2 separate regions of the Homo sapiens genome follow, and region 1 is linked to region 2. Evidence: chromatin contacts called from ENCODE Hi-C or POLR2A ChIA-PET data. All regions are on one chromosome and are shown on one strand. The core of a region is the stretch at or near the end of the contact, and the rest is flanking DNA. Distances in the headings are between cores, read along the strand shown.

The links. A loop is a pair of places that touch in the nucleus more often than their neighbours do. ChIA-PET counts read pairs that join two places held with the same protein, here RNA polymerase II (POLR2A). Pooled maps may share reads with other maps.
Region 1: a pooled map shows a loop between it and region 2 (3-fold over the local background). The contact joins two enhancer-like sites. A Hi-C loop is called at or near these places in 2 of 50 pooled maps. POLR2A ChIA-PET finds 5 or more read pairs at or near these places in 2 of 52 experiments (H1 and OCI-LY7).

What each region holds. Positions count from the first base shown.
Region 1 is chr9:27,539,106-27,542,018 of GRCh38, forward strand. No RefSeq gene overlaps it. Among named protein-coding and RNA genes, the nearest start is that of MOB3B, 11 kb to the left of the region's middle. Within about 2 kb of position 1,251, at least 18 of the 41 ENCODE cell types and tissues checked have a DNase peak (open chromatin) inside an H3K27ac peak, as active enhancers do.
Region 2 is chr9:27,193,282-27,195,998 of GRCh38, forward strand. All of the region lies in intron 11 of TEK (TEK receptor tyrosine kinase), which reads left to right. Among named protein-coding and RNA genes, the nearest start is that of TEK, 85 kb to the left of the region's middle. Within about 2 kb of position 1,295, at least 2 of the 41 ENCODE cell types and tissues checked have a DNase peak (open chromatin) inside an H3K27ac peak, as active enhancers do.

The DNA of each region.
Region 1 (2,913 bases), core at 1-2,500, 350 kb after region 2:
CTCTGGGAGTAAAAAACTCTTGAATCTTTTTCTGGAGGTTGCATTTTCTAGTCTTTAAAAATGAGTCCAGTGCCTTTTCCCTGAATTTCTCCAAATTCTGACCATTCTAAGATATGGGTTCTAGCTCAGTGCTCCTCACACAGAAAGGTTCTAGTAAGGAATGAGAAAATACTTTCTGCTTTAAAGAAGAGCTACGCAAATATTAAATGAGAATAATTATATCTATTATTTATGGCGAATATTATTCTAGTACTCAGAAAAACTCAGCATAAGTTCATTAGAACAGTATGGGCCACATTAGAAAGAACATATTATCATTATGTTTGAAAAGCTAGGACTGGGTACAAAGTTACTACGATCGTATGGGCTTAGTTGGCCAAGTATGTTATTACAGTTTCAATGGAACCATCATCTTGTCAACAGAACACACAGTGAAACCTGCAGGGCCTTCCTCTGGCTTCATGACAGTGAGTAGACTCTCGCTTTCCCTAGGGAAGGCAGGGGCCTGGTAGGGTCTGAGCAAGAGCCTGAGGCATAGACTGTGCCCACCCTCCCCTTCTCCCTCCACTCATGCCAGTTTTTGGTTTAGAAAGCCAGCATTTTGAATATCAAGTCTCAAGACTTTCTCATTGTCCTCAGGGTGGGTTGCTGCCCCCCACACCCTCCTTGTTCCCATATGAAGGTCATTGACCCCTAGTTTTGTAAGGTGTTTATTCTTGCAGAATTTGGACCAGGGACTTTCTGTTCAGCAAATGATTCAGTGCATGTAGACCCTGAGGTTGTTTACATTTTCAGGAACTGCTATTGCGAAACTAAAAAGGTTTATTTTACGTAGTGGGGTTGCTTTTGCCAGATGAATTCATTTGCTCAAGTTATTTTTAAAATGTGCTTTCCCTTAGCTCCTTAGAGAAGCTCTGGTCTCTTGCCTGTGTGGGTCTAGGCCAGAAAAAAAAAAAATGTTGAGGCTATTAATGGAAGCCAGAGAAAATGTCTGGCCAAGGTGGATCAAAGAAGGTTCTCAGTTTTGACCCCAAATTTTAACTTTCTGAATGCCGGGCTAGCATACTAGCTGGTCCTGGCTCCAGCAGCTTAAATGACTCATGTGCCTAGAACCAGGAAGACCATGCATATGAGTTTCAAACTGCTCCTACAGGTATGTGTGGAAGGGGGACCCCTATGACAGAATATTCATCCAGAAGAAACTTGCCCTGCTGCCAATTGGAAGTGCCACAGTCCAGCAGCAGTGAGACTGCTGGAAGCAGTCAGATTGCAGAGCACAAACTCTCTAACTCATCGGGGTCAAGTGGCCTGAAATGATTCATCAGGCTGCTTTGCAAACATTTTATTTAACAATTGATATTTAGAAATAATTTTTTATGACAGTTTCTTATCTTTTGGGGGAATCAGAGACCCCTTTGAGAATCTGAGGAAGGCTATGGAGAAATATCTGATGAAGCCTGTGGGAAAAAAAACTGCCATCCAGAAAAATGTATATATGCAAGCTGTCCCTTAAAATGTTAGTGGTATCATTGGGATGACATCCAAAAATTGTCAGGGAAGTCCGTAAATCCCCTTGCTTCAGAATTTGGGGAAACTTTAAACCTCAGATTAATGGTATGTAGATACTATTCATTCATTCAGAGCTTACTGACTTCCTGTGTCATGGCAAGCACTATGTTGGAAGCTGGAAATACAATGATGTATAAGACAAGGACACAGCCTTGTGGAGCTCACAGTCTAATGGGAGACAAAACAAACCCATAATAATGATGCATGATAATGAGTTAAGTGCTATGCTAGAACTGTAAGTGTAGAAGCAAACAAGAGCCCCAAGTAGGGTAATCAATTCAATATATATTTAATAAATGCATTACGTGCCAGGCAGTTGGGAATAAGCTGGTGCATAGACAAGATCCCTATCCCATGGAGCCTTAAGTCTGGAATACTCTCAACTAAAAGTTAGAGGAGGGGCCTGGAAGAACATGATGCCCACCTAAGGTGAATCCTAAGTAAAGTTCACCCAGGTGAAGTGGGTAAGCGTATTGCAGGTAGTGGGAGCAACACGCACACAGGCCCAGTAACAGCAAGGTGAGTCAGGGGAAACTACAAATAGTTCATCAGGGCTCTCCATGAAGGCAGGAGCAGTGAGAGACAAGGGTGGAGAGGTGTGCTGGGGGCAGATCCCCAAGGCTCCTGTGCTTCACCATGGATTGTGGGTTGAAGGTTGTCAATGAGGGCTTTTTTTTTTTGAGACGGAGTCTCACTCTGTCGCCCAGGCTGGAGTGCAGTGGCGCAATCTCGGCTCACTGCAAGCTCTGCCTCCCGGGTTCACGCCATTCTCCTGCCTCAGCCTCCCAAGTAGCTGCGACTACAGGCACCCGCCACCACGCCTGGCTAATTTCTTGTATTTTTAGTACAGATGGGGTTTCACTGTGTTAGTCACGATGGTCTCAATCTCTTGACCTCGTGATCCACCTGCCTCGGCCTCCCAAAGTGCTGGGATTACAGGCATGAGCCACCACGTCCGGCCTCAATGAGGGCTTTTTAAGGCAAGTCAGGAGTTTCCTATTAGAAAGATCACTCTACCATAAATGGAGAAAATTGGGCAAAGGGGAGGGGATGGCTAGTGGGTGAAATCATGGAGACTAGAAGGAAGGAAGCTGTTGAATTAATCTAGACAAGAAATGATAAGGTCCTAATAGTGGCAGTGGAGATGGAGTAAAGTGGACGATGGGAAAATGGGATGAGGCCTCTGGAGAGCAGCTCACAGGCAATTTTTTTTTCATTCCCTACAATGACATTTGCCTACGGCAACACACTCTGCCACATGCAATGAGGTAGTGACTGGCTCAAGCTAAGGAAATAATCTTGTTACTGACGTGGTATCACCGGGAATCATGGCTGTATAACTGT
Region 2 (2,717 bases), core at 45-2,544:
GAGAGTTTGTTAAAAGATGTTTCTGGGCCTCGTCCCCAGAGTTTCGGATTCAATGGTTTTGAGGTGAGGATGGGGCCGGGGTTCAAAAATTTGCATTTCTAGTAGGTTCCCAAGTGATGCTGCTGGTCCTGGGTCCACACGTTCTAGATAACATGTGTAAAATTACTTCTGGACTTCTCAGTGGTGTTTGGTATTGACTGGCCTTCTATTGCGTTAATTAACTCTGTGAAGCCTCCTTGATGCTAACCTGACCTCCAGCTTTCTGTTACCCAGGTACCCTCCATTGAAATACTGGAGTGATCTTTTGTAAGGTTCCATTCCTGGTTCTTTGAATTGTTCACTGTGTATAACCATTCTGTTACTCTCTCTTGGTCAGTACTTTATACTTTCAACTTCATATATATTTGATTTATATCACCTAGGAAAGTAAGAATTATCATCTTCCCTATTTTACAGATTGAAAAGTAGAGACTCAGAGTACTTAATAACAGTAAGATGCATCACCATACTAAATCTTCGGGCTTCATATCTTTGTCTTTTAGAGCCAGGATCTTGCTCTGTCACTCAAGCTGGAGAGTGCAGTGGTTTGATCAACACTCATTACAGCCTCTATCTCCTGGGCTCAAGTCATCCTCCCACCTCAGCTTCCTGAGTAGCTGGGACTACAGGCACACCACCACATCTGGCTACTTCAAAAAATTTTTTTTGTAGAGACGGGGTCTTGCTTTGTTGCCCAGGCTGGTCTTAAACTCCTGCCTCAAGCAGTCCCCCAGCCTTGGCCTCTCAAAGTGTTAGGATTACAGGGATGAGTCACCACTCCCAGTCCAGGCTCCATATCCTTTTGTTTCTCCAATTATTATTTCTACCTAGAATCCCAAAGGCACCAGCTTATTATCCCAGTTCACATATTTGCCTGTGTTTTACTCCATTTACTAAAAGTAGAAGGATATGTTATGATTGAGTGAAAAAACCAGGAAGAACATCCACTTTTCTTCTGCAGAGATTGTGCACCCTTAACAGAAACATCCTTCCTTCACACCACCCACCTAGTTTTTATGTTACTAGCAGCATCCTTAAAGAACCAAATGAGACTCAAAAGCTACTCTGAGACTTATAGAAGCATTACACACAAGTAAGAAATGGCTGCTTGGGGACCCACCTGGTTGTGAATATAAAAAATAAACCCAGAAACTATATAGAGAGGAAAAAGGGACCTCTACAACCATGACCCAAGGGATCCCTGATATGTCATCATGTTACTGCTAAAAGGCAAATGGTAGTTAATTCTCTCTCAAGTCACTGTTGGTGAGTCAAGAGGGGAAGAGCATAAACTGACTCAGATGGAAAGTATTTATGGAACAGAACATAAAACACTTCACAGCCCCACACTGTACTGTCTTCAGCCCTCAGAATGTGTTGCAGCCAGGAGGTCTCTCAGAATATTTCAAAGTAGTTCTCAGGGGTAGGCGGGAAGGGGATTATTGAAGGTTCTTCTTTTCCCATCATTTGAATTTTGCTGCTGTTTGCTTTTCATTTCGTCTGGCAGTTGCACTGTTTATGTGTGTTGATTGAGATGGTGAAGGCCAGGGAGTCCGGGAGGGGAAGGAAGAGAACACTTTCTGAACATAGTGCAGAAAGGGGCAGACAGGGAGGCGTATGGGGTAATCATGTTCCCAAAGGGCGGGAAAAGGGGAAATGACTATTTATTGAGTTACTCTTCTGTACCAGGCACAGGATTAGGAGGTGTAAATGTATTCTCCAAAATATCAACTCCCCATTCTCCTTTGTCATTGCAAACCTGCCTAAACCACTCTGGGTGGCTATTTTGGAGGTTAAACTTCAGAGGTTAACAAGAGGAGATGGCATCACCTCTCTCCATTTGCAAAGGTTACAGAGAAAGGGCCATCAGACCTTTTGCATAATGCCAAGAAAATGCATGCCTAGCTGCTGGTTCTCACTAGTCTGAGGGTAGTCAGAACCAGGCTGGTGGGACTTAATTCCCAGTAGATGGAAACAGACCCTTCCTCTCACCTCGAACCAAGAGTAAGAGCAGTGTTTCTCAACCTTTAAAAAAAAATGTATTGCTCATCCCCAGTGAGCTGTTTCAGATACGTTTATCCTAGTAGATCCTGCCTCCCGTGAAATTTTAATACCACAGATATGCTCTATATCTGTTTCTGTATTATGGTCCTCTGTAAACAATTGTAGTAATCTGAAATTTTCTCATACACTAAGAACAAATTTTTTTGCCCCATAGGAGTGATTGTGTCCCTACTGAGAATGCATGAATTAGAGGATCTCTATCCTACGTTTTGGAAGGACTTCATATCTGGAATTTAAAAATCAATTTACTATTATTAACTGAAAACACACTATTTCCTCCTTTGTCCAGTGACATAAGACATCTCGAAAGAAGGAAGGGAGGGAGGAAACCAGTGTTAATAGAGCCCCTAACACCTTCCAAGCATTTTCACATCCATTTTCTCACTTATTACTCCTGAGTCTGGAAGATGGATATTTTAATTTTATTTTACAGGTGAACTTGGAGAGATTATGAATTTGCCCAAGGTTGCAAAAGTAAAGTGGCATGTTCCTGTCTCTCTGATTTTAAAACCCATATTGTTTCTATTCAGTGATGTCTTGGTAGCCCAGGCTCCTGTGGGTGATTATGGCCAGGCATCACGTAGTCATAGCGGATACCTTGATGTGATCAGAGC